2 separate regions of the Homo sapiens genome follow, and region 1 is linked to region 2. The links are chromatin loops, found by intact Hi-C in ENCODE. Cell type or tissue: sigmoid colon. All regions are shown on one strand. Each heading gives the region's core, and the rest is flanking DNA. Links, peaks and the distances in the headings are about the cores only.

Region 1 (8,336 bases), core at 273-8,272, 300 kb after region 2:
TTGCTTTTCTAGGATCCTGTCTATGTTCTGAATCCCCTTGATACACATCACTGAAACTTGAGTGGCGTAAGTTCAGGGCATTCTCAACCACTCTTCCTTTCCAGATGTTCACCTTAAAATTCAAGTTTAATGATGTGCTTGACATTTTCAAGTTACCTACCTAGAGCAAAGAAACTAGTTATCTATTAGAGAAATGCAGTCTTAATCTGTATGTCAAATATTTATCCAGGCATTGGATACAAAGATTGACATGGCTAGTCATGCCCTCGTGATCCTGCACTTCCCTAACATAACAAGATGAGTAAGCTGCAGGATTGTTCTGGCAATGGACAATAGCGGTGCTCAACAAGTGGATTTAGAATGAATGGACGGATGATAAGAGTTTTAACCATGAGAATAGAGAAGAGACCTCTCTTTGTGCAATTACCAAGCCACTCAGAGATCAAAGCAGTCTTCATTACTGTCCACTCTAATTGCCTGTGACTATTAGACCTCTCTATGGCTAACAGCAGGCCTGGCATCTTATGGTAGGTTTTACTGTTTCTCGCCAATCTTTCACTGAGAGGACTTTTGAAGGCAGGCATGAACCTGTGATGTGGGTCACTCCTGGGGAGAAGCAGAAAAGAGTGGGTATACATTTCTAAAATGCCCTCTCGTCTGCTGCCATGTCTTCTGTGATTATAGACAGATTGGTAGATATAAAGTTCTTGTACAAGGCCAGGTGCGGTGGCTCACGTCTATAATCCCAGCACTTTGGGAGGCCGAGGCGGCTGGATCACTTTGAGGTCAGGAGTTCAAGACCAGCCTGACCAACATGGGCAAAACCCTGTCTCTCCTAAAAATACAAAAATTAGTTGGGAGTGCTGGCACGTGCCTGTAATCCCAGCTACTTGGGAAGCTGAGAAGGGAGAATCACTTGAACCCGTGAGGTGGAGGTTGCAGTGGGCAGAGATTGCGCCACTGCACTCCAGCCTAGGCGACAGAGTGAGACCCTGTCTCAATAATAATAATAATAATAATAATAATAATAATAAAGTTGTTGTACAATCAAACATTCTGGAACCTGAGCAGATGCATGGAAAGCAACTGCCTGGATCTAGGCAATGGACTTGTACTCTGAGTGATATTTGGGGGTTGTTACTGCAGCACCCATCCTTCCTGGATACATTTGAATATTAACATGTTTGCCCTCTATTTACTTAAGAGTCTGTAGGCAATCTCAGACTACCTGGCTGAAACACCTTTGAGCCACAGAGAGGGACTTAGCAGCACCCTGCCTGAGCAGAATGGTCCTTATGTAAGTCCTGTTTGTAGGGTTGAATAAAGTGTTTTTAAGATGTCTCTAGGCCCTTTGATCTGAGGAAATTGCAGAGTGGCCTCATTGCCAGCCCTTGTACATATTTATTTTTTAATTCCCTTAATACTTCATTTGAAGCGTAAGTGCCTGGGGCCAGGCCAGGGCTGAAAGTTCTGATGACAACTTCAGGCCAAGCAAACGCATTCTGTGACCAGAGGGAAGGATCAGGGCAGGAAGGGGATGCTTGGCCCCCAGCTAGAGAGACGGCCTGAGAGAACAGAGAGAGGATGAGAGGGATGGGGATCCCGCAGAGAACCTAGACACTTACTGTACCCCTATACAATGTTCACAGGAAAGAAAAGAGGGAGTGGAGGAAGGTGTGAGGACTTCATGAAGTGATTCTAAAGCTCTTATGAAAGAATGACTCTCAAGGGTTAGGAAAATTGCTTAAAATAGGATAACTAGGATGAACTTGACCCATCTATGTTAGAGGGTTTTATAAAACTAGCATAATTGAAGTTGTATATTAATGACACAGAAATAGAACAATGAAGAAGAATAGAAAGGCTAAAAATGGGCTCAAGTATGTATATATACACGTATGTGTTCTATATGCATGATAAAGAGAGAATGCCAAAATCATAGGAAAACAATGACTTACCAATGAATCATTCTGGGTTAAATAAACATTTAGAGGAAGTGTAAAATCAGATTATTTTATTACATATACAAATTAAAATTAGAAGAAAATATAAGTAACAATTTATGTAGTCTTGGAAGGAAAAAGAGCTATCTAAGAATGTTATCAGACAGGGGAACCCAAAGTGATAATATTGATATATCTGACTACATAAGAAATACGTAAAACTTTTCTACTGAAAAGTAAAACACAATGTAAAAGAAAAGTGGTTATGTATTTGCAATGTACACAACAGATAAATCAATAAGAAAATAATGAATATCTAAATAGGAAAATGGCATAAGAATGAGAAGAGGAAATTCATAAAGGAAGAAATACTAATGGCCAATAGTACTGATACGTGAAAAATGCATAATCTTAGTAGTAATTTTTAAACCTTAATGAAACAGTAATATGTATCCCAAAATCTATGAGATAGAGTTACAGCTATACTCAGAGGAAATAAGTAACTTTGCTTTCATTACTAAAATTTTAAAAATAAAAAAACATGGACTGAAAATAGTTGAACTAAGTGTTCATCTTCTTAAAACAAATTTTTAAAACAACAAAAAAAGGACAAAACAAATAAATATAAAAGTGAAATTAATGAAATATAAAACAAATGACAATAATAGAAATAAGTTGGGCATGGTGGCTCATACCTGTTATCCCAGCACTTTGGGAGGCTGATTGGGGAGGATCACTTGAGGTCAGGAGTTAAAGACCAGCCTGGACAACATACGGAGATCCTGTCTCTATAATAAATAAATAAATATTAGCCAGGTGTGGTGGCGTGCACCTGAAGTCCCAGATACTTGTGAGGCTGAGGCAGGAGGATCACTTGAGCCCAGGAAGTCGAGGCTGCAGTGAGCCATGATTGTGACACCGCACTTCAGCATGGAAGACAGAGCAAGACCCTGTGTTGACAACGACAAAAAGCAATAATAGATATGACAAATTATCTCAGAAACTAGACTTTTTAAGAGTTGAATTAGACAAATACATGTTGATAAATCTGTATAAGAAAAAAAAAAGCCAACATATGTAGTAGCGATAAGAAAGGAGCAGAGATACAAAAAAGATAAAAAGAATTTTGAGATAACATATTCACTTCCTTTTAGGCATTGATCAGAATTGAAAGCAGCAAGAACTCAGGGAATTTGGCATCCCTTCCCATCCTTCCCTTGCTTTTGCTCTGTGGCTTGGGGTCAGATTTTACACTCCTTGCCCTGAAGCTCCAGGTGGTTTACATCTCCCTGGCTGAGGAGGAAAGCGGCACTGCTTTTTATCTGATGTGGAATTTAGCTCATAATCTTGGTGCATTAGGCAAGCACGACCATATAACAGTGAGTGTGATGTTAAACCATGTCTCATCACCTTCCCCTCCATCTCAGCCATGGTTGGGAGCTTCTACCTCTGGACTCCCCAGACCCTTTTCACATAGTGAATCCAAAATGTTCATGACCTTTTCTGATTCCTGCCCTTGGGGTGCTTGGGAACCAGATCCCATCAGTGTAGGAGAGATGACCACCCAGGAACTGCTTGCAGACAGCACAGGAAAGGGTCAGCACTGCTGGGCAAGGTGAGGTCTCCAGAGGATGCTCTCACTGGGGAAAAGGGTCTCACATGCAACTCGGCATATGGCTTTTGGTGGTACTTCTGTAATTGTCAAGGTCATAGATTCTCATGGGGATAGGAAGCTGGACACATCAGGAGCTCTGGGCAGGGCTGGAGGGCTGGACAATGAGTCTTTTTCCCCACACCATCTCACATCCCTTGGTAATGACTGTGGGGTTAAATGGCTTTCAGGATCTTTTCCAGGCTGTGTAGGAGATCGTTGATTAGTTGCATCTGGCACAGATATCGGGGAGGAGAGGGTAAGTATGTGTGCTAATGTTTGTCATCCTTGGCTTAAGAGGGCACTGCCCTGCAGGTCCATAGGGTACCCAACAAGGGGGTTGCCCCCAGCTTCATCATGCACCCAGTGAAGGCACCTTCAGGGACTTCTGCAAGAATCCTGTGCTTCCACCAGCTGACTTCCCAGGAAGCCCAAGAACAAGAAACAAGAACAGTGTAGAAGCTGGCGGAACAACAATGTCATTTCCATTTGAGATCCCCTAGGAGATCCCCACCATCCATCTGTGCACCGGACCCTCTGCTGGTGGCCTGATGGGTCCCAGGCAGAGTCCCTAAACTGTCCTGAGTTACAGGTTCCCAGCCTGAACCCCTTTGTCCTTTTGAAATGACGCGAGGTCATCACACGAAAATCACAAGCATATACTTAGTAGTGTTCTCCAAAAGAACCTGATTCAGAGAAAAGTCCAGATTCTTTCCCTGCTGATGCTGAGGAAAGAAAAAAGTGACTGCATTTGAGAGAGATACCCAAAAAGTCCGCAAAGGGAACCCAGAGAGAAGCCCACAAATCCAGCCCCGACAGGGCTCGGGCAAGAGCAGCAGCAAAGTCCTGTCTTGAGGGGATTCTGAAATTGCCTCGGCCACAGAGACCTGTGGAGGGGCAGGCAAGGAGAGTGTGGGGGTGGCCTGTGGGTCCTGCCCTAAAGAGATCACATTCTAGGCTTGGAAAGGAGACAGATGTATAGACAAGGAGCAGAGCATCCCGCCAGTCCCCGGGGCTTGCTGTGCACTGAGGGCTGTCGGGATCCAGCATGCTGAAGACCTGCGGTCACGCAGTAGGAGCGTGCGTCTGGCCCTGGCCCTGCAGGGTGGGGGCACAACCCCAGTGAGCAAAGCAACCAGGACAATCGTCGAGAGGAGGAAAGCGGGAGCATCCGAAGTTGCAGACAAGGTGCTCATGTGATCCCACCACTCACCTGGCTGGGCTTGAGTCTCTCTGGGTTTGCTGGCCTTGTCTTGGAGGCAACCAGCAGGGGGCAGCACGAGGCCACAGCACCAGCTGCACATGGCCACTGCTGCCGGGGCCAGGGATACTCAATTATCAGAGAAAGGAGGCTGTGTCCGTAACCATATTCCAAAATGAGTTTTGCTGTTTCTCTCTTGGATCCAGCTTAGAGCTGAGTTAAGCTCCAGAGAAGGGAATTGGGTCACACATTTTGGTGGAGGACTCAGATTCATTCATTCATTATTCATTCACTTATTCATTCAACAGTTATTGAGTGTGTATGTGGTTCCCAGCCCTTTTCAAGGCAGTGGGACTGCAGAAGTGAGTGATATGGTCTTGTACTAATAACAACAGCAGGGACTAATGTTTGCATGGCATTTATTGCAGGCCAGTGCTGTCCTAATTGCCTTGCTTATATCAGTTCATCTATTCCTTCAACAACCCTCTGAGGTGGACACTGTCATGATCCCAATTTTACCAAGACGGGAACTAACACACAGAGAGTGTATTATGTGACTTGCCCAGGTCACACAGGTGCAAACTGGTAGAACCAGGATTTGAATCCAGGCAGTCTGACTCCAGAATCCTTACTCTTTTTATTTTTATTTTTATTTTTATTATTTTATTTTATTTTTTTTTGAGACAGAGTCTCACTCCATTGCCCTGACTGGGGCACAATGGCACGATCTCTGCTCACTGCAACCTCTGCTTCCTGGGCTCAAATAATCCTCCTGCCTCAGCCTCCTGAGTAGGTGGGATTACAGTCATGCGCCAACATGCCCGCCTAATTTTTTGTATTTTTAGAGGTGGGGTTTGGCTGTGTTGCCCAGGCTGGTCTTGAACTCCTGAGCTCAGATGATCTGCCCCCTTCAGCCTCCCAAAGTGCTGGGGTTACAGGCGTGAGCCACTGACCCCAGCTAGATTCCTTATTCTTAATGACTTTGCAACACTGACATAACTTAAGCAGATAGCCAAGATGATATCAGATAACCATAATTCTTAGAAGAAAATAAAATGGAGTGTTGTAATGGTGACTGGGGTTGGAGCAACCTTAGCTTCAGTGGTCAGGTAGGGACTCGGGTGGTGGGGGGAATGGTGACATACAATCCAAGACCTGGCAGGGGAAGAGGATCATATTAGTGCTCAATCTCTGTGGACCCCCCGGTGTCCTAGAACACAGCTTAGGACCCCTTACAGAGGACCTTTTGTCCATGACCAAGCACCTCAACTCCTCACCCAGAGTCTCCGGGGTCAGCCCGAGCCAATGTTCTTCAGTGGGGAGTAGGCAGAGGTAAACCTGGAGACAGGCTGGGGAGGTAGGGGCTGAGCCCCCGCCAGTGGCAGGATGCTGAGAACATCAAGCACTGGGTTCTGGTTTCCATACTGGATTGCTGGTTTCCATACAAGCACTCAACACACACTCACACATGTACAACAATACACACAAACAGCCCCAAGCCCATGTGCACACAATTCCCCCCTCAAGGTCTCACGCATCCAGTGCCTCACGTGCTCTGAAGCTCCTCAGAGCTGTCTCAACCTCAGACCTCCTCCCTAAAGTCACAGGAAGCAGTGAAACCCTGGAAATAGGGAAGGTTTAGGTCTGCAGTTGGTTTTCACTAGCGGGGCGCTGGTCCGTTGAGGGAGATTATTTGGGGTCTGACACTATACAGTTAAGCAGCACTCCCTTCACCTCATGAGGGGCCTGTAAGGAATGGGAAAATGCTGGCTTCCAGGCTCCAGGGCTGCACTGTACGGTGAGAGGCAGGCAGAAAGCCACTGTGGTGTCTGCATTTCTTGGGGCAGTGGTTTCAAAACTGGCCAAACATCCGGTTCACCTGAGGAACCCATGAAGATGACAGATTTCTGAGGTTTTCACTCACTGGGTCCAGAATGAGGCCAAGAGCCTATGATTTTGTCAAGCATTCCAGTCAATTCTGCTGGTCACTACTCAGAAGAGAGGTACAAGGTGGCACAAGCATAAGCCAGGGCAGGGCAGGCTGGGCTGTGGGTTGGCAATGGCTAGCCTCACCCAAGGCATTTGCTTGGTTAATGAATGGCTGCTTGCCCCCAGCTTTTTTGAAACATACACCTGTGTTTGCTGGACAAACCACAGGTTCATAGTTGGGGACACTGTCTATTCCTCACACAGTGGCCACCAGGGTTGTAAGCACCCTTTCCCAGATGGCCCACTGCCCTGATCTCCTCCCCTCTTCCCAGCAGCCCATCAGCCACTCAGGGTTACCAGGACAACATCGTTTTATAAAATCTACTTCCCGGCATCTCCAGCCCAGGCCCTCTGATAGCAACCAATCCCTTTCCAGAATGGAAAAACCCTGAGCTTTGGCAGGCTCAAAAGCACAGACCAGTTACATAATGACAAGCAAACAGCCTTCCAGGTCAGAGGCTCTGCTGTGACACAGAGGGCAAGTCCAGGGACTGACTGTGACCCCTGGCACTGGTCCCCCTCTGACAGCCACAGAGAAGGGAGGCTGGCTGGCACCAGCAGGAAGAAGATTTGAAAGATATGAACACTGGGCCCTCAGCTGGTACCCCATTCCCCATCTTCTGGCTTGGACATGGATAAAGTGAAGCAGCAGAGCTGTAGGACTCTGAGAAAACAGTGTCCTGCAGGCACAAGGCCCTACAATTCCAGGATTCAGACCCAGGCAGGAGCCTGAGCCTCGAGTGTCACAGGCTTTGGTAGCTGTTTTCATTCAGACACAGGAGGCAAATTGTGATTATACTTGCTGTGTCTCTACTTCTGCAGACATAATTTAAATCCGAAGTTCCCACCTTGAGGCCAAGGTATATTTGTCATTCTAATTTACCCAGACTGTCTTTTGTAGAATTCAGAAGTAGCTGATATTTAGCCCACAATTACTTTGGACAGAATTGCCAGGAAACAAAAACTGAAAACAGGGCCGGGCACAGTAGCTCATACCTGTAATCTCACCACTTTGGGAGGCCTAGGTGGGGGGATCTCCTGGGCTCAGGAGTTCGAGACCAGCCTGGACAACATGGTGAAACCTTATCTCTACAAAATAACACACACACAAAAACTCAGATCCTGCCACTTTGCTCCTGAATTGGCTCCTACACTCTGGACTTGTGTGTGACAATTGATTCATTAAGTTTTAGAGGAAAGAAGTCTTTAGTGACCTATTTATAGATAGGGAAATGGAGGCCCAGGAAACCGACATGCCACTGAGTACATTAGTCAGGGAGCTAACCTGAAACCCCTGTCTCCTGCTCCCAAAATCTGAACTTCCCATCCACCAAGCCATTTCTCCTTCGGCCCTAACATAGTGCACAGAGACCGAGGCCTTCTTCTCCCCTGGGCATGGCCCAGAGCCAGAGCCCAGGCTGCACAGAGTTCTGAACACCAGCTTCCCTTCCAGGAATGCTCTGAGCATGGCCTTCAGGTTCTTACTCCATGCAAGAGGCAGCAAAGGAAGACTGCAGCTAGGAGATGTCTTTCAGCTCTGCGGTCCAAAAAC
Region 2 (8,336 bases), core at 236-8,235:
GCTGGTCCCAGGATTGCCCTCTGGAGTGCCACCTCTGGTTGTACTGTGGGCTGGGGTCTGGGAGTGTGTGCATGTTTGGGTGCGTAAATCTGCATATATTCATCTGTGCATCTGAGTGTCTGTGTCTGTGATTATGTCTCTGTGTAGCTGTCTCAGGGTGGCTCTGTGTTTTTCTCTATCTTTGTACGCATTTGGGTGTCCTTTCTTTCTGAATGAGTGTGTGTTGGTTGTGCAAATCTGTGTTTGTGTTTCTGATTGGGTAATGTGTGTGTCTCTGGCATGTGTGCCCCCGGTGAGAGTGTCTGTGTATACCTGGCTTCTGTATCTTTGTGTATGTGTTGAGGTGTGTGCGTGTGAATTTGCTTCTCCTTTGGGTGTCCCTGATTGTGTTTGTATTTGTGTGTTTATGTTTTGTGTAGTGTGTGTGTTCTATGTCTGATTCTCTGCCTGTGGGTCTGTGCCAGTGTGTGTGTGTGTGTGTGTGTGTGTGTGTGTATGTGAGCACGTGTGCGCACACGTGGGTGTCCACTGTGTGTAGAGTCAGCCCTGTGGGGCTGTGTCTCATGGTTCTGTGTGTGTATCTGTGTCCTCCTGGTGTGTGTGTTTATGTGCCTGTCCGTGGGCCATACTCCTGAGTGCCCAGGTGAAGCTGGGGTGGTTTTGTGCCCCTGTGTCTCTGTGCTTGCGGTATCTGTTTATCTCCCTGTGAGTTTCTGGGTTTGTGCACCTCGGAAGTTGGCAGTCACAGAGAGGCCTCTCCAATGCTGACCTCCAGGAGTGGCTGAGAAGGGGACAGCATGTGCTTCTCTCATCCCCCGGCAGGGCCTTTTCTGCCCCTGCTTTTCTGAGCCTCTGGTGGCCCCCTGGTGGTCCCTCTTAGGCCCCAAGGAGGGATGGCATGAAGGGTCAGGTCACAGGACTCCAGGCCAGGGTTGTGAGGAGGACTCTGGGTCGCCGGAGAGAGTTATACTGAAAGAAGGAAGATTGTCTGTTGGGGGAGGATTCTGGGCTGGAGGGAGCCTGGGCCCTGGGAGGGTGAATGAGTGAGGTCCTCTAGGAAGGGCTCGGGGACAGAGCTCCTGGGCCACTTGGAAGGTCTGATGTGTAGGTGACTACAGGGGATAGCTAGGGGCAGGGCTAGAGGAGTGCTGGGTGCCCAGAGGCTGAGGCCCTCACTCACACATGCCAGGTTTAGGCTGGGGCACATGTGCACATGGGCACTATTGGGGGACACAAAGGACCATTGGGTGGGGGAGGCAGCGGTGGTCTGGCAGGCAAATATAGTCCCCAAGCCAAGGCTGACCACCCAGGACATCTGCCCTGCCCCGGCCTTCCTGGGGCCTCACTCCAGGGCACAGGCACGTGCCCGGTGCCACATGGGGCACACCTCCTGGACCCCTGTGTCTTGGCCATTGAAGGGTGCTTAGGGCTACCCTGAGAAACTGGTGCCAGGAGGGAGAATCTGGTCTCAACATATTTCAGGTTGTGGATTAGGGAGAACTACAGAAGGAGGGCATTTAACATAGGTTCATTCCCAGAACAAATGCTTCACACAGGGTATTGTCGAAATTAATATTTTATTACCTGGAACTCCAATCTGTGTACTCACCTGGGAAATTCTAAAGACACAGAGAGGACTTGGAGGAAGCAGAGTAACTGAATGTAACTTAAAATAACAAAAACAGTCCGGGTGCGGTGGCTCACGCCTGAAATCCCAGCATTTTGAAATGCTGAGGTGGGTGGATCACCTGAGGACAGTAGTTCAAGACCAGCCTGGCCAACACGGTGAAACTCTATTTCTACTAAAAATACAAAAATTAGCTGGGTGTGGTGGCGGGCACCTGCAGTCCCAGCTACTCAGGAGGCTGAGATGGGAGAAGGGCTTGAACCCAGGAGGCGGAGGTTGCAGTGAGCCAGGATCACGCCACTGCACTCCAGCCTGGGCAACAAGAATGAAGTTCTGTCTCAAAAAAAAAAAAAAAAAAGAAAAGAAAGAAAAAGAAAAGAAAAACATTGGAATTGTGGCCCTCCTGATGCTTTTCCAAATCAACCCTCTCAATGTCTCATCATCACCCCGCCCTAGTGGGGAGACTGAAGTGGCCAGGGATTTGCCGAAGGTGCCAGTTGGTTCCGAGTTCACTGCTGATTACATCTGACCAAGCTCCTTTTCTCAAGTTCACCTTGTTTAATCTTTCCAGTGACAGTTTTCGGCAGCTCCGGGACAAACTCCATCTGGTTAAGTATAAGGGAAATCCACAGTGACTTACCAATTCCCTACCCTCCTCCTCTGCCCCTCCACAGTCTCCCACACAGGCTGACACCATATGGTGGCCTTAATGGAATCCACCGAGTGTGTCAGGTTCTCCCCTTGACCCTTTGAAGGTGGATGTAGCCGTGTGATGTGACTCAGGACCTGTGAGTGGAAGTGAAGCGTGTCACTTCAAGACAGAAGAGTTGGGAGCCACTGAGACTGGCCACCCTCTCCTCCATCTCTTAGAGAAGCTGACAGGTGGAGGCTGCTCCTTTTATCCTGTTGGTGGATGAGGGGATGTGAAGCACAAGGCCCAGCAGAGCCATGGTGGACGTGCCGCATGAGCAGGATAAGAACCTTCAGTGTTGTAAATTTCCATTGTCTGGGGCTGTCCACTGAACCTACAGTGATATCTGGCCCATCGTAGCAGGCATGCACCATCTATTTCATGCTCTGTGAAGCAGGCTAGCCTACCCTCAGAACATGAACTTGTTGTCAGACACACATAGGTTTCAGTTTCAGCCCTGCCTCTTAATGACTGCAACCTCGGGCATTTGACTTTGAGTCTCCGAGCCTCAGTTTTGTTTTTGTAAAATGGTTTGCTATGCTATCTCAGGTGGAGGAGAGGATTTAATGAAATAAAAATCCATGTAAAGCATTGAGCCTAGGGGCTGGCACACACAGTGAGTACTCAGTCAAGGTTAGCCATGTAGCTTCATAATGTGTATTGACTGTAAATACTCAGACACTGCAGCAAAGTATTACAAAGAAGGAAGTGTTAACTTTTTGGCATATGTATCTCTTTGCACTTTATTTTCAAACGGGTAGGATAATACCACGTATACTTTTTCACAGTACGCTTTTTTCTCTTAATATGTGTTGAGATATATGTTAAATATATAAAAAACTGAATCATTATTTTAAATTGCAGGGTTATATTCAATTTTATGAAAACCTTATTTCTCTATTGTTTGACTTTTTGTAGGTTGCACAAGGCATTGAATTAAAATAAACATATCAGAATGCATTGCATTTATAAAGATAAATATCATTCTACTAATTTTTGTTTGTTATATGTATGTATATATATTTTGAGTTGCAAAACAGAACATATTTCTTCCTATGAATCATGTTAGAAAAAGTTTGAAAGCTGCTGATTTGGATTTTTTTTTTAAATTTGTACAGGACTATAAATAACCTTTTTAAAAATATCCTTGGGCACTTGACTGATTTTTGTCTTTAGGTTAACATGCCAGCAATGATTCCTTTTGCGTTTCTTACACAAGATAGCAATTTCCATCCAAATAAATCAACTATGCCATCCCATCCCTAAACCAAATTCCTTCTTCTGCAGAAGAAAAAGCCAGTACTGTGACTGCCTAAGCTTTCCCCTGCACAGCCACCCTATGAGACATGGGGCAGAAGCACTGGGAGCTATTCAGGGGCACCAGACCCCTTCCATCTGCCCTCACTCACCTTCCTTGGGGACTTGCATGAGACTGTCACTGACTTTACATGCTGCTGCAGCTCCTTGGTCAGCTGGTCCTTGTCACGGGACAGAAACTGTGGGGTCAGGACAATCAACACCTTCACGACCTGCAGAACAAGGGCAGAGGCTTATGGTGAGTGTCAATCTATTACATAGCTTAAAAAGTCAATATTGGTGGGGTGCAGTGGCTCACACCTGTAATCCCAGCACTTTGGGAGGCTGAGGTGGGCAGATCACTGGAAGTCAGGAGTTTGAGACAAGCTTGGCTAACATGGTAAAACCCGATCTCTACCAAAAATACAAAAATTGACCGGGTGTGGTGGTGCACACCTGTAGTCCCGGCTACTTGGGAGGCTGAGATGGGAGAATTGCTTGAACCCAAGAGGCAGAGGTTGCATGAGCTGAGATCGTACCATTGCACCCCATCCTGGGCTACAAGAGTGAAACTCTGTCTCAAAAAAATAAAATAAAATAACAAGAAAATATAGAGAATTTCACCAAATACCTGGACTTTATTTTTTAAGGATTAAAAAGAATATAGAATTGAGAAAATAACAGAAATTAAAAACCCAATAGATGGATTTATCAGCAAATTAGACAAAACAGAAGAGAGGATTAAAGAAGTGGAAGTTAGGTTAGTAGAAAACACTGAAATTGAAGGTTAGAGAGAGAGAGAAAAAGATGGGAAATATAGGAAAGTTAACAAGAGACGTGGAACATACCAGACAGGTCTAACTTGTGAGGAATTAGAGTCCCAGAACCAGAAAGGAAGTGGAACAGTACCTCTATTTAAAGAGAAAATGGGGTTGGGTACAGTGGTTCACACCTGTAATCCCAGCACTTTGGGAGGCCGAGGCGGGCAGATCACTTGAGGTCAGGAGTTTGAGACCAGACTGGACCAGACTGAGACCAGTTTCTACCTCCTCCATAACAGGAGGTAGAGAGCACCTCTACTAAAAATACAAAAATTATCCGGGCATGGTGGTGGGTGCCTGTAGTTCCAGCTACTCTGGAGGCTGAGGCAGGAGAATTGCTTGAACCTGGGAGGCGAAGGTTGCAGTGAGCCAAGATTGCACCACTGCACTCCAGTCTGGACGACAGTGTGAGACTCTGTCTCAAAAAACATAAATAAATAGGCCGGGCACGGTGGCTCATGCCTGTAATCCCAGCACTGTGGGAGGCCGAGGCAGGTGGATCACAAGGTCAGAAGATCGAACCCTTCCTGGCTAACACAGGGAAACCCCGTCTCTACCATAAATACAAAAAATTAGCTGGGTGTGGTGGCGGGCGCCTGTAGTCCCAGCTATTTGGGAGGCTGAGGCAGGAGAATGGCATGAACCCAGAAGGCGATGTTTGCAGTGAGCCAAGATCGCACCACTGCACTCCAGCCTGGGTGACAGAGTGAGACTCTGTCTCAACAACAACAACAACAACAACAACAACAACAACAACAACAACAACAAAAAAATAAAAATAAAAATAAAAGGAAATTTTAAAAAAGAGAAAATGTTCCCCCACAAATCTCAAAACAAATAAAAGACATTAATTCACAGACAGGAATGTCTGCAAATCCTAAGCAGGTGAATAGAAAAAAAGTCGTGATTAAATTGCTAAAAAAAAGATAAAAGGAGACATTCAAAAGAAGCCAGAGGAAAAAAAGACATATTACTTTCAAAGAAACAACAATAAGTAGGAGAAGGACTTTTCATCAGAAACTACAGAAGCCAGAAACCCACGGAATGACATTTTTCATGTTGAAATGAAAAAAATCTGCCAACATAAAATTCTACCCACTGAAATATACTTCAAAAATAAAAGCGTAGGTTTCTAGAAAATGGCAGCAATGACGATGACGTCACTTTTAAATCTCCCCTCATCATCACACACCAACGGAGTAACTAGATGACAAAACCAAAAACTCATGGACAATACAACACAACTACATGATAAAATCCTAGCAGAAACAAAACAAGACTTCCAGCAAGACTCGTCAGGAAAAAAGACATAATGTCCAATTTTGAGAACAAAAAGAAGATATCAATTAAATCCTACAGATATTAAAAATAAAAGAATATTATAAACAACTTCAAGTCAATAAACTTGACAGCTAGATGAAACTGACAAATTTCCTCAAAAGACACAAATTACAAAATCCAAATTATCCTATATCTATTAAAGAAATTAAGGCAAAGAGAATCTACAGCTAAGTTATTAGAATGGATAAGAATATTTAGGCCTGGTGCAGTAGCTCATGCCTGTAATCCCAGCACTTTGGGAGTCCGAGGTGGGAGGATTGCTTGAGCTTAGGAGTTCGAGACCAGCCTGGGCAACGTGGTGAAAGACCATCTCAAATTTTTTTTTTTTTAAAGTATGGATAAGAATATTCAGCAAGAATGTGGGATACAAAATATAAAAATCATTCGTACTTCTAGCAGCCACAAACAGAAAAGACAAATTTTAAAAAGATACCATTTATGGTTACAATAAAGGATACAAAATGCCTAAAAATAAATTTAACAAAAGATGTGTAAGTGGAAAAAATTATATATCTTTATGAAAGCTATTAAAGAGGCCAGGCATGGTGACTCACGCCTATAATCCCAGCACTTTAGGAGGCTGAGGCAGGTGGATCACCTGAGGTCAGGAATTCGAGTCCAGCGTGGCCAACTTGGGGAAACCCCGTATCTACTAAAAATACAAAAGTAGCTGGGCATGGTGGCATGTGCCTGTAATCTTAGCTACTGGGGAGGCTGAGGCAGGAGAACCTCTTAGAACCCGGAAGGCAGAGGTTGCAGTGAGCCGAGGTCGTGCCATTGCACTTTAGCCTGGGCAACAGAATGCGACTGTGTCTCAAAAACAAAACAAAAACAAAAACAACAAGAACAAGAGAAAAACATTAAAGAAGTCTTAGGCAAAAGAGACGCAGGTCATATTCTAGCTTTTATTTGAAGTTCAGGAGTACATGTGCAGGTTTGTTACATAGTTAAACTCTCGTCATGGGAGTTTGCTGCACAGATTATTTCATCACCCAGGTATTAAGCCCAGTACCCACTAGTTATTTTTTCTGCTCCTCTCCCTCTTCCCACCCTCCATCTTCCCATAGGCCCCAGAGTCTGTTGTTCCCCTCTATGCATCCATGTGTGCTCATTATTTGTCTCTCACTTATACATGAGAACATGTAGTGTTTGGTTTTCTGTTCCTGCATTAGTTTGAAAAGGATAGGGCCATATTTATAGATTGGGATATTCAGTCTTTTGAAGATGTCAGTCTCCCAACTGATTTATAGCTACAACATGTACTATAATTCAAACAAATCCTAACAGCTTTTTTTTTTTTTTTTTTGATACGGAGTCTTGCTCTGTGGCCCAGGATATAATGCAAAGGTGTGATCTCAGCTCACTGCAATCTCCGCCTCCCAGGTTCAAGTGATTCTCCTGTCTCCTGCCTCAGTCTCCCTAGTAGCTGGCAGTACAGGCTTACGCCACCACACCCAGCTAATTTTCGCATTTTTAGTAGAGACAGGATTTCCCCATTTTGGCCAGGCTGGTCTCAAACTCCTGACCTCAGGTGATCCATCCGCCTCAGCCTCCCAAAGTGCTGGGATTACAGGAGTGAGCCTGTAATGAAATTTGATAATCTATTTTAAATCTTATTTGAAAAAGCCAAAAGCCAAGATACTCTTGAAGAATAAGATGAGGAAGTTACTTTAGCAGACATCTAGCAGATAACTAGGAAGCTACAGTAATTAAGGCAGACTGGTTTACACAATTACACCGTGATAGACAAGTTAAATAATGACACAAAATAAAGAGGCCAGAAACCAACGCTCCTTTACATAGAAATTGGATTCATGACTGAATTGTAATTGCAGATCTGTGAAGAAATGATGGGCTCTTCAATAAGTAGTTCCAGGAAAAATTGTTATCATTATGGGGGAAAAGAGAAACCAGAGCTCTACCTCATACCATAGAAAAAATTTGATTTGGAATACTTAAATGTGAAAAATTAAACTGTAAAAATTTTAGAAGAAAATATCAATTATGAGAATGATTTTTTTTTTTTGAGACAGAATCTCCCTCCGTCACCCAGGCTGGGGTGCAGTGGTGTGATCTTGGCTCACTGCAACCTCTGCCTCCTGGATTCAAGTGATTCTCCTGCCTAGGCCTCCCAAGTAGCTGGGATTACAGGCACCCACCACCATACCTGGCCAATTTTTGTATTTTTAGTGGAGATGGGGTTTCACCATGTTGGCCAGGCTGGTCTTGAACTCCTGACCTCAAGTGATACACCCAGCTCAGCCTCCCAAAGTGCTGGGATTACAGGCATGAGCCACTGCGCCCAGCCTTCCAAGAATGATTTTTTTAAGCTCAGAAGGTGAAATAAATACAGAAAAATGCTGATGAATACAACTACTATGTTTGTTTGCCAGTGCTACACAACCAATCCTCAAATTTAGCAGCTTAAAGCCAACTGTTAGCTTGTGGATCTGTAGGCCAGAGGCCCAGGCGTGGTGTGGCTGAGCTTTCCACTTGGGGTCTTGCCAGCTTCAATCAAGGTGCCAGCAGGGCTGTGTTCTCACCTGGAGCCCTGAGTCCT

The links. Hi-C counts contacts between places; a loop is a spot of excess contacts. Peaks named below come from ENCODE experiments on the same cell type or tissue, not always from the same donor. Only the 100,000 strongest peaks of a DNase experiment are listed, where the experiment ranks them.
Region 1: a loop joins it to region 2, with 21 times the contacts of the local background. A loop is called at or near these places in 2 of 110 quality-filtered maps.

The regions. Positions count from the first base shown.
Region 1 is chr10:79,926,121-79,934,456 of GRCh38, reverse strand. It overlaps the pseudogene BMS1P21. Among named protein-coding and RNA genes, the nearest start is that of SFTPD, 19 kb to the left of the region's middle. In sigmoid colon, for the core only: a CTCF peak has its summit at 4,841 (motif pointing right); a DNase peak (open chromatin) is centred at 4,866; H3K27me3 peaks cover 555 bases.
Region 2 is chr10:80,229,175-80,237,510 of GRCh38, reverse strand. It overlaps LOC124902470 (a long non-coding RNA gene), which reads right to left. Exons shown (of 3, transcript XR_007062217.1): 1 at 8,320-8,336; 2 at 3,728-3,847; 3 at 1,559-2,232. Among named protein-coding and RNA genes, the nearest start is that of LINC00857, 26 kb to the right of the region's middle. RefSeq lists an enhancer at 2,403-2,792. In sigmoid colon, for the core only: no CTCF peak of the experiment used is centred there; no DNase peak of the experiment used is centred there.